2 separate regions of the Mus musculus genome follow, and region 2 is linked to region 1. The links are chromatin loops, found by intact Hi-C in ENCODE. Cell type or tissue: heart. All regions are shown on one strand.

What was found. Hi-C counts contacts between places; a loop is a spot of excess contacts. Peaks named below come from ENCODE experiments on the same cell type or tissue, not always from the same donor. Only the 100,000 strongest peaks of a DNase experiment are listed, where the experiment ranks them.
Region 2: it touches region 1 in a loop (3-fold over the local background); 1 of 42 quality-filtered maps calls a loop at or near these places.

The regions. Positions count from the first base shown.
Region 1 is chr7:44,370,048-44,378,047 of GRCm38, forward strand. 1700008O03Rik (RIKEN cDNA 1700008O03 gene) reads right to left here and starts at 4,983. Exons shown (of 6, transcript NM_027049.1): 1 at 4,940-4,983; 2 at 4,276-4,477. The coding sequence starts at 4,342. Gm39001 (a long non-coding RNA gene) reads left to right here and starts at 4,450. Exons shown (of 2, transcript XR_882056.2): 1 at 4,450-4,522; 2 at 5,477-5,856. In heart, no CTCF peak of the experiment used is centred here; DNase peaks (open chromatin) are centred at 3,924 and 4,984; H3K4me3 peaks cover 2,048 bases; H3K27ac peaks cover 1,965 bases; H3K27me3 peaks cover 359 bases.
Region 2 is chr7:44,813,726-44,821,725 of GRCm38, forward strand. It overlaps Atf5 (activating transcription factor 5), which reads right to left and starts at 1,933. Exons shown (of 3, transcript NM_030693.2): 1 at 1,757-1,933; 2 at 1,264-1,557. The coding sequence starts at 1,441. It overlaps Nup62 (nucleoporin 62), which reads left to right and starts at 2,363. Exons shown (of 2, transcript NM_053074.2): 1 at 2,363-2,758. Il4i1b (interleukin 4 induced 1B) reads left to right here and starts at 2,645. Exons shown (of 9, transcript NM_001171024.1): 1 at 2,645-2,758. In heart, CTCF peaks have their summits at 2,030 and 4,568 (motif pointing right); DNase peaks (open chromatin) are centred at 1,396, 2,296, 5,236 and 6,296; H3K4me3 peaks cover 4,960 bases; H3K27ac peaks cover 4,395 bases.

The DNA of each region.
Region 1 (8,000 bases):
GGGAACAAGCCTAAGCTATAAGGCCTAGGCTTCATAAATAACTCTAAGTCTTTGCGTCATTATTCTGGAGCAGGTGGGTCAAGACAGCCAGGTGATGGGCTCCACCAGCTCCCTGTTAGTAGCTTTCTTCTGCAGCCGTCCCACAGCTCTGGCATCTCCAACATCTTGAGGCCCCCTAGCAACCCAGGCTGCACCTTCGCAGCTTCGTGCATCGGCCTCTCCGAGCCTCCACGCCGGACACTCCTGCACACGCCTGACGTCAGCAGCTCTCCTTAGCTGAGAGGAAGATTCCACAACCCTTCCTTGTGTCCTTGACTCCAAAACCAGAACCGTGTGGCCCAAAGTGCCAAGATGGCTACTTGCTGGGACTGGAACATGGCCACCTCGGTCAGTTGTGTTGGCATTGACTTTCTGTTACCGATGGTTTCCTTCACTACTTAAGCTCTCCTTCATGGGCTGGAAGCTTGGCTGGATGGGCTCTTACCTTGAGGACCCCTCTCCCTTTATTCTCTTTAGCATCAGGCTTTCCGTCAACCACTGTATCTCTCTGAGCACTGGGCTCAACTCCATTACACTTCCTGCTGCTCCTTTTCCCTTCAGTGTGTATAGCTTGTATTTCTCTTTGTCCAGATTGCCCCTTTTCATTGTATATCTGCATGACAGTGATTCCTAGTCTGTGACGTGGTGCTCAATGCCTCAATCCCAGCACTCTGGAGGCAGAGGCAGGAGGATCTCTGAGTCTGAGGCAAGCCTGGTCTACAGAGAAAGTTCCAGGACAGTCATGGCTACACAGAGAAACCCTGTCTCGATTAGATAGATAGATAGATAGATAGATAGATAGATAGATAGATAGATAGATAGATAGATATAGAGAGGTAGAGAGATAGATACTAATAACCACATGATTCTATCAATGCCATTATTAATCTAAAAAACTCTTCAATTTAGTCTCAGGCAGATATTTGGGACACGGGCAAAAAGACACCACATTCTTTGTCAAAATAACATAAGAAAGTTGTCTTAATCAACAGTGTTCTATTGCTGTGAAGAGACACCATGATCATGTTAGCTCTTGTAAAGGAAAATATTTAACTGGGGCTGGCTTCCAACCCAGAGATTTAGTGCATTGTCATAATGGCAGGGAGCATGAAGGCACACAGGTAGATGTGGTGCTAAAGAAGGAACTGAGAAGTCTACTTGTGAATCTGCAGGAAGAGAAAAGGCCTCTGGGACTGGCTTAGGTTTATGAACCCTCAGAGCCCACCCCTAACGACAAACATCCTACAACAAGGCCACACCTACTCCAAGGCCACACCCACTCCAATAAGACCATACCCCCTAATCCTTAGAAGTAGTGCCCCTCCTTGATGACTAAGCATTCATATATGAGCCAATATGGGCCGTTATTATTCAAACCACCATAAACAGTCTCTAGAGCATTTACTTCCCTCTAAAACTTCTGGAGCTGGGCCCCCACAGTTCAACTTGCCCTCAGCATCTCTTTAATGCTCCTTCTTGAATGGCCCATTAAGCCCCTCTTCAAGCGTTCAACTGCTTTTCTAAATCCGACATCCCAAAGTCTACATTACACCAATAAGTAGCATGAATAGGCCTGTTTCAGCAATATCCTGCTTCCTGGTACCAACTTCTGTCTTAGTCGCTGCTCTACGGCTGTGAAGGCATGCCGTGACCACACTGTTCTGTGGCTGTGAAGGTATGAGATGACCACAGCCACTTTAACTGGGGTCTCCCTCAAAACTTCAGAGGCTTAGTCCATTATCATGTCAGGGCACATGATAGCACACACGGCACTGGAGTAGTCGCTGATCCACAAGCTGAGAGAGGGGAAAGGCTGGCATGGGCTTTTGAAACTTCAATCCCAGCCCTAGAGACATAGATCCTTCAACAAGACCAGATCCACTCCTTAGTGACAAAGCAGTCAAATACATGAGCTTCTAGAAGCTACTCTTATTCAAACCACAATACCCAGTGAGAAGGTGGAGTGTGGCTCAGTGGTAGAGCACCTGCCTAGAATCCACCCGTGAAGGACTAGGATCATGTCAGTGTTAGAGCCCCTGTCTGACACCACAAATCTTTAGGTTTGATCCCAAAACTGGGGGAAAATAAAGTATTTACTAATTCACTTGATGCAAGAATTTCACTCCTCACTCAGCGGTGGTGGCACACGCCTTTAATCCCAGCACTTGAGAGGCAGAGGCAGGTGGATTTCTGAGTTCGAGGCCAGCCTGGTCTACAGAGTGAGTTCCAAGACAACCAGGGCTATACAGAGAAACCCTGTCTCGAAAAACCAAAAAAAAAAAAAAAAAAAAAAAAGAATTTCACTCCTCAATAGCATCTCTGTGCTTCCTGTGTGTCTTGGAGGACAATGGAGAACACCCTTTCACCGGAAAACTTAAAAAGATTATTAGCCAAATGACTAATAGCCACTCTGTCCTGAGAACTCCCAGTTTAGAATGGCAGAGGAAATTCTCCCCCCAGGCAATCCCAGAATGCCTCCCTGAGGAGGTGTAGGTTACAGTGAGACTTAAAGACTGTAGGAGTTTGCTACATTTTGTAGTTTGGATGTGAAAAGTCCCTACTGGTTCACATTTGAACGAATGATACCCAGTTTTGAAGACGGTGGGCTGTTGTGGAGGTGAGGGTCTAGGTGGAGGAAGGTGACCACATGGGGTCTTGAGGTTTATAGTTCTCTTCCCAGGTACTCAGAAATAGTCATTAGGCTTATACCGAAATGTTCCAGCTCCGGTTCATTATCTCCACCAGGTAAGCATCCAAAAAACTAGGACCGCCTGAGCCCCAGTGGTAAAGCTTCTTGTTAAATGGGCCTCGGCTAGAGCTGGAAACCCCTGTGCAGAAGAATAAGGTCATCTTGTTTCCTCTTACTCGGTCGGCCAAGTGGGCAGCTTAGTGTTTGCAGCTGAAGTGGCAGGAGAAGACATCTAGGGAGCCCTCAGAATGAAGACTTCTGGAGAGAATGGTTGGAATTGTAGTAGCTGCTTTGTGACCGTGAGGTAATAGCAAGCCAAAGTTATGTGCTATGCCAAGGAAATGTGTCTCAAATCAAAACTCTGAGAGATGAAAGAAACTGGCTCCCTAGTGGTGTCCCTGACTTTAATCTCTCTGTACTTTTTGTATAGAACAAATGCCATTTCTACTTTTACAGAGTTCACATTTCTGTTACTTACAGCCATGCAGAATCTTCTTGGGATGACATCAACTCAGCATTTGGGAAGTGAGCTGTGCTGGAAAGGGCTGCAAGCCTGGGGCTGACGTGAGCAAGAGACAGCTATAGTCTAGCTGCGTGTTAGGAAGACTCCCTGGAACCAGGTTGTGCCCAGGTGAAGCAGAAAGACTTAATGATGGGGAGGCAAAGTCCCTGTGGCAAACTCAACTATGGGCAAAGAAAGTAAGACAGGGCTGGGGGGTGGGGTCGGGGCTCTGAGTGGGGCTGTGGTGGAAGATTGGCACCTAGGGTTTAGTTCTGCATCTGGGTTGGAGGTGGGGCTATCTGAAAATAAGAACCAGGGATTGAGGACAGGAAGACGTTGAACTACTGTGCAAGACCAAGGAGTGAAGGTATCTAGGGAAAATAGACTCAGAAGCGTTGTTGAAGCCCAGGAGGTTCATGGGAACTGCAGTTCTGGGCCCAGAAATATTAGCGGGGGGCGGAGGAGGGGGGAACGACACTGCAGCATTTCATGGTAAATTCTTTGTAAACCGAGGGTATGTGCCAGGGAACTGCAGAGGGTGAGGGGAACAGAGTTCTAAATCTGAGTGTTGGCTAGGGAACTGCAAGTGTCTCATGGGATATGTAGTTTGGGGCCCAGAAGTTACGTTCAGATAGCTGCAGCACTTCTTGTTAAAAGATTATTAATGAGCCCGGTAACTGCAGAGGCTGGTGGGAAATGTAGTTCTGGACCCAGAATACTGACCAGGGACCCGCAGAGTCTTTGCTAGAGATCTGCAAGGCCTTCTGGGAAATGTAGTTTTGATTTCAGAATATTGGCAAGGGAGCCTCTTGGGAAAAGTAGTATGAGCTCAGAGAATTATTAGCAGGGGGACTGCAACAGCTTCTGAGAGATGTGGTTTGAGGCTTCCCACACTGGCCAGAGACTTGCAGAACCCCCAAGGGCAATGCAGTTCTGTACCCAGAGTATCAGCCAGAGAAAGGCAGGGGCTCCTGGGAAATGTAGTTCTAGGCTCGAGGACCAACAGTGTGGGAATGCCGGTTCGCCGGCCCCCAGACCTGCTCACCTGTCTCCCTGTGTGAGCCAGGGGCGCCCAGGTTGGGGGAGATTAAAGGCTCCACCTCTGGCTGCATCCTGGAGAAGCGGGTCTGGGGAAGTCCAGAAAGATGGGGCGAGATGCTCGCACTGGGCCACACAGCGCAGCTCTTTTCCTGGACTTCTGCTTCTTGCTCTTTGAAACCACGAGGGACAAACACGGAACTGGAAGGCTGAGACCACAAGGACACACGCTTTCCCCTAACCTCCGGGACTCGGTGTGCGCCCCACCTCCTGTTTCCCTGCAACTCTACTTCCGTCTCCATCTCTTCCTGTCTCATGGCTTCTCTTTCTTCAGCCCTCCTGAACCATCCCTGTCCCCGGTTTTCACAATTCTCTGTCTGCCTCCCTCTAAACCCCCTTTCCCAGTTGTCCTCCACATTTCTCCCAGAAGTCTCTGCCCTCTGTCCCACCTCCCTGGTCTTTTTCTCCATCAGCTTCCCCAGCACCTCCCCAGCCCCCTGGATTGCCCCCTCCTCATTGCAGTCCTTCACCAATCTTGTCACCCTCTCTGAGCCTCCCTATTTCCCGTTCCCCTTCTCCCAGGCCCATTCCTCAGTCTCTCTTCCATAGCTGCTTCAGCTTCCACTCCCACCACCTCGCCCTTCTCTCTTCCCCTCTCTGAGCCCACTTGCCCTCTGCTCAGCACCGGCTAGACTCCTGGAGACAAACAGAAACTGAGTTCTCTAGGGGGGAGGGGACGGTAGGCAGGGTCTGGTTACCATGGTGCCCAATGTGAGAGCAAGGCTGGGGCTCTTATTCCTGAACGTGAGAAAAGTGTCATTGGGTGCCAGGCTTGGGGGCTTTCTGCAGGCAGGTGCCGGGTAGACTATCCTTTGTGAGTTCGGACCTGTGAGGCGAGGAGGCTGTAAAACCCTTTAGCTGTCTCGTCTATGCATCCACAGGCTCACTTTTTGTAGCCTGTTTCTCCCTCTTAATAACTGCCTATGTATCCCGGTCTGGTCTTGAACTCAGTCCCTTATCCAGGCAGGCCCTTGCCTTCCAGAGTCAGAAATGTTAGGAATGTGTCACCACGCCCCTTCTGACAATAGAGTCCCCAAGCTCCCTTCCCAGGTGGTCTTTGTTGTCACTGTGGCTTTCTGAGCTAATTTACAAATCAGTCCCGATTCTGGAGCACAGCTAGGAGTCTCTTTCTCTTTCTTTAAGGGCAGGCGTCGCCACGGTGTTACCTTGTAGATTCGGAACTTGCCAGAAGGCAAAGATGAAGGAAAGACCGCCTGGCTGGATCCAGCTGTGCCTGAAGCTCTCAATTTTTTGTTAGAAATTGAGAAACCTAAACTTTGATCAATTTAGCTGGTTTTGATTGGTTGTTTTGCTTTGGGGAGGGGGATTGGTTTTTAGTGTTTTTTCAACACAGTGCTCACTATGTACCCGCACCCCCACCCCACCCCCCTTGAACTTACTATGCAGACCAGGCTGGCCTACATACAGTTGGCCCCCTCTGCTTCCTTAGTGCTGAAATTAAAGTTGTGCCCCGCTATGCCTGGCTGTTACTGGCCACTTAAAAAGCTCATACACTTCAATGGTCTCATTCAGTCTTCTGTAACCATGATTTCCAACATTTCTTCTGGGTATGTGTACATCCTCCAATGCACACAATCCTGGGTGGGCGCCAGCATACATGGGGTTCGGGGATTTGAACATGAGTCCTGTGTACACAATGCAACTACTCTGCTGTGTGTTAGGAAGACTCCCTGGAACCAGGCTGAGCCCAGGTGAAGCAGAGAGACTTAATGATGGGGAGGCAAGGTCCCTGTGGCAAACTCAACTGGGGACAAAGAAAGTAAGACAGGGACCCTGTCCCTGGACCTTCCCTTTCTCTCATTCAGCCATCTTTTCCAGTTCCATCTCTGTAGGACAAGGAGCATTTTTGACTGCCATGGTCACAGGAACACCTAAGCCCTCACTTTCACTGCCCAGAGACATATGCATTGAATGAGTGAATGAATGAATGAATGAATGAATGAGTGTATCTCTTGTGTCTAACAATGCAACCCCAGCCCAGTGGACCTTACCCCTCCTATTCCTTGTGAGACTATAGTATGTAGAAGAAGAGAATACAGGCTCAGACAAGACAGGGCAGCCTGCAAGACAGGGCAGCCTGGAAGGCTTTTTTTTTTCTTTTTTTTTTTTTTAAGATTTATTTATTTATTATATGTAAGTACATTGTAGCTGTCAACTAGACTCCAGAAGAGGGAGTCAGATCTCGTTACGGATGGTTGTGAGCCACCATGTGGTTGCTAGGATTTGAACTCTGGACCTTTGGAAGAGCAGTCAGGTGCTCTTACCCACTGAGCCATCTCACCAGCCCCGCAGTCTTAGTTTCTGTTGCTGTGATAAAACACTTTGACCGAGCTGGGGAGATGGCTCAGTGGTTAAGAGCGCTGACTACTCTTCCAGAGGTCATGAGTTCAATTTCCACCAACGACATGGTGACTCACAACCATCTGTAATCAGATCTGATACCCTCTTCTGGTGTGTCTGACATACCGGTGTACTCATATACATACAATTAAAAAAATTAAAATCTTTTTTAAGTGGCCATAGCAACTTAGAAAAGATTTACTTGGCCATATAATTCCAGATGGATAAGACTCAGTAGTGTCAGGGAATTGTGGCAGGAGGTAACGGAAGGCTGAAGGCTCACATTTTAACTGCTATCAGGAATGAGAGAGCAAACTGGGGATTGCTCAAGCCTATTAACTCTCAAAGCCTGACCCCAGAGACACACTTCCTGCACCTAAACTCCCCAAGCAGGGCCACAACTAGGCATCAAATAGTAAATGCCCAAACCACGGTGAACATCTCATTCAAACCACTACACTGATGACCTCTGAGATCAGTTTCTCATCTCTGACCAGTGAAAATGGCGCAGTGAAAGTTCTCTCTCCTGGTTAGCTTTACTGTCAACTCCACACAGCTTACTGCCATCTGAGAGAAGTCTTATTTGAGAAACTCATACTGTGAATTGTTAATGGCTGTTGCAAGACCTAGCCCGTGGTGGGTGGTACCATTCCCTAGGTAACTAAGCAGAAGCATGGGTCTGCTAGCAAGCTAGAAAGCAACTTTCATCCACGGTTCCTGCCTTCAGGTTCCCACCTTGGCTTCCCTCACTAAGGGACTGTGCCTTGGAAGTGTAATCCAAAGAAACTCTTTCCTTCCTTGCTTTTGGTAACAGCATTTTATCAACAGCAATAGAAAAGTAGCTGGAACAACTATCAGTTCTCCAAATTCAGTTCTCTTTTCTCTCTCTGGAACACAACCTAACTTCTTGAAAATAGATAGATAGATAGATAGATAGATAGATAGATAGATAGATAGACACAGATACATATGTTTCATTTATTATTTGGCAATTCACATATGTGTATATTGTATTCTGATTCTACTCATGCTCTCAGAACCTCCTCAACCCCTGCCTGCTGTCTCTTGCTTCCTCAGGGTGTCTCTCCATCACTGTTGTCCTCTCTGCCTCCCATTCACCTCTCTTATTTCCTTCCCAATCCTCTGGAACTCTTCTTCCCAACATCCTCCCCGCCCCACCCCCACCCCGCCCCTGCCCCCACACTTTTATTTTTTCATTTTTCATTTTTCGAGAGAGGATTTCTCTGTGTTGCCCTGGCTGTCTTGGAACTCTTTCTGTAGAGCAGACTGGCCCTGAACTCACAGATATCC
Region 2 (8,000 bases), 440 kb after region 1:
CCAATGAACTAACCAACCAACCAACCAATCAACCAGTCAGCCAGCCATAGGATTTACTAGCTAACCAGCCAACCAGGCAATCATACCACTCAGCAGCCAACCAACCAACAAATTCATTAATCTATGAACAAGCCAGTCAGTCAATCAGCCAACCATAGTTTACAATCAACAAACAGACCCACTAACAATGAATGAGGCAACCAACCAACCAATCAGCCAATCATATAGTTCAGTAGCCAACCAAGTAACCCAGAAAGTAAGCAGTGAACCAGTGAACCAGAGTTCACCAGCCAACAATCAACTAAACCACCATGTAACCAATGACCCAGCCAACCAGCCAATCACCCATCAGTTCACCAGGCCACCTGCCAATGAACTAATCAACTCACCAACCAATCAGTGAACAAGCCAATCAATGATTCAAATCAATCAGCCAACCACTCAGTGAAGCAGTCACCCAACTAACGGTCCACCCAACAAAGGTCTGCTCCCACGTCTGTAATCCTGCTCTGTGGCTGCTTGACTGCACCCCATACCTATGTCTTCTCTCCTTTCCTTGCTTGTTCAGTTATTATTGGTGATAGAGACTTGTGTAGACTAGGCTGGCCTTGGACCTGCTTTGTAGTCCGTGGCTGAGGACAACCTTAAACATCTGACTCTCCCAGAGTGCTAGGACTATTCACCACTCTCTCTCCTCCCTTTCCTGCACGTGTGTGTGTGTGTGTGTGTGTGTGTGTGTGTGTGTATGACTCGCTCCATCTTTATTTGTTCTCCTTTTCCATTTCTGAGATGTTTGAGAATTACGTTCTTGCTATGCTGCCTAGGCTGGCCTGACCTCAAGAGGCTGAGAAGCCCCTTGAACAGGGGGAGCTGAGGGCATGTGCCACCAGGCGCAGTCTGGGACAACCATCTGTTACATAGTCAAAAGAGACTGTGCCCCAGGATCTCTGAGATGGAGCCCCCTTCCACCTTATCATGGCTCCTTCTCCCCATCCCTCAGCCCTCAGTTCAGATGTCATCTACTTAGAGGGGCTGACTTCTCAACTATGTCTTTCATCACTGTCCACTAAGCTTTGGTCTCCCACTTCTGTCTCCTGATGCACCCATGAGCTTAGGGATCCCTTGCTCGGAACCCTGCAGACCTAGAACAGTGTTGGGCACACTGCAGGCCCTCAGTACTGATCTTGTGAAGGAATAAATTCTTCCTTTTCTGTCCACCCCCACCCCCAGCTCAACCCACCTCTCTTCTTAACCTGTTCTTACCTGCCAGGGGCTCTCCCCCCCCTGGAAGCCCGCCCTCCAGGGCACCCCCAAGGACCTCATAGGGGCCCAGGGGGGCAGGGGCCAGGGGGAGTTTCCCATAGTCTACGAGCCAGCCCAGCCCGCTAGCTGGGAGCAGGGCCCTGTCCAGCTCCAGTCCCAGGGTCGCCAGGAGTGACATGGCTGTGACACAGGCACAGGGCAGCGACGGCAATGGAGGCTGCACCAACAATTGGGAGGCAGCGTGGAAGATTGTTCAGCTGGGTGAAGACAGGCACCAAGGCGAAGGTGGAGGACCTGTGAGGACAAGGGGACGTGGGTGGGATTGAGTCAAAGCGGCTTGACCCACAGGCTACACAGTTTCCTTCTTTCCGAAAATTTCAGCGCTCCACACATTCCCAGGGACATTATTGGAAACTCCCCTGCCCCATCTCCTCCCTCAACACAGAAACCTAGTGTTTTCCCAGGGGAATTACCTCTAGTCCCTCCTACCCACCTCATCTTATTCCTCTTCATAAAAATTTCAATCCCAAGGGAATTTCCTTCTAGCCGTGCCCCTTCCGCATCATTAGACTATACCCCCTTTAATCCACAGGGGTTCCCAGAATAATTCTGCATGCCTGGGCCCTTCATCAGTGTCACACACACAGATCCCGCTCTTCCCTTAAAAATTTTGGTGACTTCTAAAGATTCTACGGGAAGCTCCGCCCACCCTTCTGTCTGTCACAGTCAGTTCCCGTCCCCCACTAGCAAGTCCCTAGAGGCCCCGCCCCTGTAGTGCTAGTGCTAACTCTTTCTTAAAGGTGTTCCTAAAGCCTTTCCTGTCAGTTTAAGCCAGTCCCCGCCCCAGCAGGTGTCTGATTGGAGGGAAGTTGGGCCTGAGTCGGAGCCTCAAGCAAAACCCCACCCTTCCTCGCTGCTGGCTCGACTAGCGACGAGGCGCAAGCTCAGTCCCAGGACCCGATCCATTGTTACGCCACTACCCTCCTGGGGGACCAGTGCGCGTGTTTAGCCAATGACCGGCCGCCCGCCGTAGTTCAGGCCGGGGGTGGAGGGGTGGGGGGGTGGGGGAATAAGACAATGCGCATGCGCAACAGGTTGTGGGGTTGTCTCCTTGGAGGAAAAGGGGCAGAGGGTCTGTGAATTAGCGCGCAGGCGCAACGGCGCGCGAGCCGACCTTAAAAGCCCCCAAATTCTCCGGAAGCACGCCCTCCTCCTCCCCGCCCCTCGCAACTCGAGCCTAGTGCGCTTGCTCAGCGGATGCGCCGGCCGCCAGCTTCCCTCTTCTGCGCCTGCGCGACCGTGGTTCCTCACTTCGTCTCCCCCGCCCCCACCACGAGGCTGACCCGTGAAGCCCCGCGAGCTCTGAAAGGGCGGGAAAGGCAGTTGGCGAGGGAGGGGCGAGCGGTTACTCACTCCATGGCGGCGAAAAGGCGAGGAGGCAACGGCGGCGGCGGCCTCGGCTGAAGAGACGGTGTGAGCGGAGAGTGAAGGCGCGGTGAGCGCGGAGACGGGGGCGGGGGACACGACGGGGTCGCGGCTACAGAGCCATTGCGCGGGCGGAGGCGGCGTGGCGGGAGCGTTAAGGGAGACTGTGCTGAGAGGGTTGAAAATGAGGCGGCCCCGGGGCCTGGGGACAAATATACCGGGGGCGGCGCAGCGCGGGCTTGCCTGGATCCCTCCGCGCCCCGCCCTCGCGCGGCCCCGACGGGGCGGTGGCGACCCCGGGCCCGCCATGTCGCCCTGACCCTCCACTCTCTGCTTCAGGCTGGGGGCCCGGGCTCGGTCTCCTGAATCGGTCAGATCCGATGTGTCTTTCACACCCGAAACCAGCTCGTCTCGTTCTCTCTCCCTGCTTCACGAATTTGCCACCCGAGACCTCGTGGGTTAAGCCCATCGCCGAATGGCGCAAGCTAGCTTAGGCTTCATAGAGGAGTTCCAGGCAGCAACCGCGAGATAACGCTTCCCAAGTACTTGTAGAGCGCTGTATACGCGCACAGATATATCAGCTATGGAAAGTAGGCCACGAAGTCCTAACCACGAGACTCTTCAACATATTTTTGTTTGTTTTGTTTTAACATTTATTGTGGTGGTCAGAGGAGAGCTAGCAGGAGTTGGTTCTCTGACCATGTGAGTCCCAGGGACGGAACTCGGGTCAAACTATTTGGCAGCCTTTACCCACTGCTCAGTCATTGTATTTTCTTTTAGAAAAAAACCCTGACTTCACCTCTTTTACTCTCCCTACCCCAGATTCTTAGCCATATGATCGTTCTGTGTGTCCCACCTCCAAGGTTTCTGTTTCCAGCCATCCCTGCCGACCTCTAAGGTTTTGCCCTTGCTCTGACTTTCTTGCAGTCCTTGCTCTCTTGCTGACCCCACTAGATAATTATTTCTTGATCCTGTCCAAAATAGGACATTTATATTCCATTTAGTAAAAGAGTCCCTCTTGTCCTTCACCGGGGATGATGCGTGAACCCTGTTTTCTACCCCATGTTCATGTACATGGCTGGCATTCCATGTGAAAGTCAGTCAGTGTGTCATATTTGTAGCAGCTGAGAGACTGAATGGTTGGAGATAGAGCTCAAGAATGCTCGTCTGTTTTTAACACCAGAACCTTAGTCTCTGTCCAAGCACCACATGGATTGGGCTTGACTTGCCTGTATTCTCAGGATTTGGGAGATGGGAGAAAAGAAATCATGAGTTCAGGGTCATACTGACTGGCCTCAATGTGTTTTAAAAAGAAAAAGTCCAGAGGCCAGGCTTGATATCTCACCTACTTAGGAGGCTAAGACAGGAGTATTGAAAGTCAAGGTCAGGGCTGGAGCTGCTTTGAGATGGCTCTGGTGGTGATCTCTAAACTCAACCCTCCTGAGTTCCATCCTCAGGACCCACTTGGTAGAAGGACAAAAGCAACTCTAGACGGTTGTCCTCTGACCTCCACCACCTGTAGTGACAGGTCTACATACTGAGTAAGGGGAGGAAAAAAGCTCAAGGCTTGCCTTGACTAGAAAGTGAGTTCTTGGCTGTCTAGAGAACTTAACAAAGATCCTGATTTTAAAAAAATATGTAATGGGCTGGGGTTGGAGGTTGGTGGCAGAGTGTTGGCCAGAATACTGCTTTCCAGACTCTGGTGTCCATCCCTGGTACTGTAAAAGATTCAGAGCAGGTGGGGAATACTGATTTTGAAAGTTACAAGTCCTTGAGATAATTCCCCTTGGAATGGGCACTCTTTTTTTTTTTTTAGATTTTATTTATGTAAGTACACAGGTTCTCTTCAGACACACCAGAAGAGGGCATCAGATTCCATTGCAGATGGTTGTGAGCCACCATGTGGTTGCTCTGGAAAAGCAGTCAGTGCTCTGTAACACTGAGCCATCAGAGTGTGAATTCTTATCTTCTGCCAGTGTTTGAGCACAGGCGTGATTTGATGTGTTTAGACTCCAGCCCTCCCTTGCCAGCTATGGGCTTTGTTAAGTCCATGTGGAGTCTGCTACGAATACAGAAATGGGATGGACCCAGAGCTTCATGAACTGCATGCTAAATGGACATTCTACCACCTGAGCTGCATCCCTGGGCCCCACAGGTGCTGGTTTTTATTTGAAACATTGTGCCATGTTGCTGTGCCGGTGGTGCTCCTTTCCTTGAGTTTGGTATTTTAAAGTAAACTTTTGGAATAATCGAAAGGTTTCAAAGACAGTGCAGAGTGGGGGTACCAGCCCATAGTCTTCCCCATGGTACTTCTTTTTTCTTTCCTGAGGTCCTACCCAGATGCTTCCCCCGCCCTCAGATCCACCTTAACTCAAGAGCTGGTTTTCACATTTAGCTGCCATGCCCTCCCCAGCATGTGCACAGCCGTCACTTTATGGGAGTTGTGATCATCCCTGGAGGCCTGCCACCCTGAGCCTTGGCCAGTACCAGACTGTTATGTGTCCATCATGTGTGCTATTCTCTCTTCCTAACCCTCACCCCGGCTCAAGTGGCAGCCTAGTCTCTTTCCTCTCAAAAAACAAAAACAAAAAACAAATCCTGTGGGGAGCCAGAAGCAAGGGTGGAGCTGCTTGGAACTCTTTTCCAGTGCGGAGGGGCCTGAGCTGGGGAGTGAGGCGGCTGGTTGCAGGCAGTTGCATCAGCCGGGCTCTGATGGTTAGGAAGGGCTGAGGGAATTCTCTGGGGACCACAGAGCACCTGGCAACAGCTCCTAGGTAGCAAAGACCTGTATAGGAGCCCCCTGGGCAGAACACTGAAAATCTGGGGCTTTGTGCTAAGAAGGGGCCTAGCATCCCAAAGGCACTAGCTTAGTTGTGAAAGACAAGACTGGGGCCTGAAAAAGGGTAAGAAGAATTTTGCATGGCCACAGTTGTCTTTGATAGAGCAGAGTTCCCCACCCTGTCCTGTGAGGCCTCAAACCTGGACTATTACCTAGATTTTGTTGTTGCTGTTAAATTGTTTTGGTTAGTGTGCAAAGAGGTTTTGTTGTGACGCTTCGTATATCTTTATTTTTGTCCACCTGGTTGCTTCTCATCCCTGTACTATTGTGGCAGGCCCTGGTTTCCCAGTTGAGAGAACAGCCTTGTGTGATGGAAAAGGATTGGGCTTTATGGGTTCTGTTTGTGGGCAGGAGTTGGTCTGCCTACTTAGATTTTGGTGGGGTGTGCACCAACCTGCTACTTGTCTTCCCAGTGTGAGTGTACATGGTATTGTGTGTCTATCCTTTTCCTAATAAGTAAAAGTATCCCTTCCACTTGGTACAGGGAAGGGTGAGTCTTCATCAGTACCAGGTAATGCTAAAGGGGTAGCTGAGGGAAAGCTCTTCCTAGGAGCTCAGAATCTGGTGTAGCTTCTCTTCCTGTCCTTCCATACTTGTGCATGACTATCTCCTCCAGCACATAGAGGACAAGGTCGGGACTTTGTTCATATAGCCCCCAGCACTGTGCTACCCCCACCTCACCCCCTTGGGCAGCAGCACACTTCTGAATCAGTTGCTTGTGTGGGGACAGAAAACTCGAAAGCATAATCTCCACACAGTGCTAGGGAACAAGTAAAACTGGGTCACGAAGGCCAGAGGGACAGGAGTTGGAGGTGTGGGTGTCCTGGCAAACAAGGGCAGGAAGGCCAAGGCCAGTTTGGCTGGGGAAAGGGCAGTGCCACGTGGCCAGATGCTCAGAGTTCTCTAGAGCCCCTGCCCTTCTCTTACAACACCTCCCCTTTAGAAGTCACTGTTGTAACTTATCACTGAGTTGGCCTCATGCTTCTGTACCAGCTCCCACGTTTTGGGTGTCACCTGTACTGGTTAACTCCCCCTTGCTGTTATGACAGGTTAAAAGATTCAGAGAGCACACACTTGGCACCTTAATAGAATTTTGGAGTTCCCAAGGCACTGGGTTCCTAGCCATACCAGTATCTAGAGGCTACCTCATTTTGAGGCTCTTTGTGTCCCCTCAGGCTTCTTTGCCTCCGTCCAACTTGAAGCTTCTTCCTTTGAGCTTCCTGCCTTCCTTACAGAAGCCCTGTGCTTGAACATTGGACTGTCCCAGATAGTCCAGGATAATTGAGTCTTGAAGGAGCCTTCATGTAACTTGTCTACACTGAATGCTTTGCCATGGGATAATATTCACAGGCCGTGGGTACTGATGTAGATGAATCTGCATGGCCATTATCCAACCTCTAATTCTGTGTCCTCTAGGAGATATGTGCTGTTAGCCAGGATACAGGGAAAGTAGTGGAGGGTTAGTGGTGAAAGGGCACAGGCATCAGGACTGAGCTGTTACAAAGGGTCAGGAGGACTTGCTGAGCACCCCGACCACACCTAAAAGGGATTGCAGATTGGGCTGGGCAGCTGCTGACTGGAAAGGCGATGTCTAGATTTTGTCTGAAATTCAAGTTTGAACTATGAATGAGTACATCTTGTTTCTTTGTGCACAACTACTTAACAAACTGAGACACCAACAACACCTCTAGGAACCCTAGCATTTATGTACCCTCTGAAAAGTCCCCAAAATTCTAAACATGCAATCAGAATCTGCAGCTGTCAGAATCAAGCCCCTGCTAGAGCATGAGGGCAAATCATAGCTGCTGTGGACAGTCTGAAGCAGCCCCGTGTCCTACACCTGGAATTAAAATGAAAACATTTTTTATAGTATTTCTGCGTTTTTTTTTAAGGAAACCAAAATTCTCGTACACCCAACAATTTGTGTCCAGCCCCTTGGAGCTTTAATGTGGGTGGTTTGGAGTCTGTATTCTCTCTGGCTGCACCTCAGCAGGGCTACAAACATAGCCATTGGGCACAGGAGATGCTCTCTGTTCCTACTAAGTTGTATTTGGGAGTGACACCTAAGTAGGACATGGGAGTGATTGGGATGTCTTCTGAAACTAGGATTGAGAGGCTAGAGGTATCTTCTGGTGGGTGGAGTGGAAGTGGGGGGAAGAATGCCTTGTAGGAGAGGTTCAGCAGACAGCTACTGAAGTTCTCTTGACTTCAGTGGAACGATAGCAAGTTTCTACCTCATTTGCTAGGAGATAATCAAGCAGATAAGGTGCCTAGACTAGTGGCACAGGCTTATAACCCTGGCATTTGGAGATGGAGACAAGGTTTGGAAGTTCACTGCCAGCTGGAGTGACTTAGAGGCCCTGACAACTTTGAAACTCTGGGTCAAAAATAAAAATTTTAAAGGGCCTGAGGGTATGGCTTAGTTCAGTGATAGGGTCCTCTTGGTGTGCAAGGCACTGGTTCTTGCAGAACT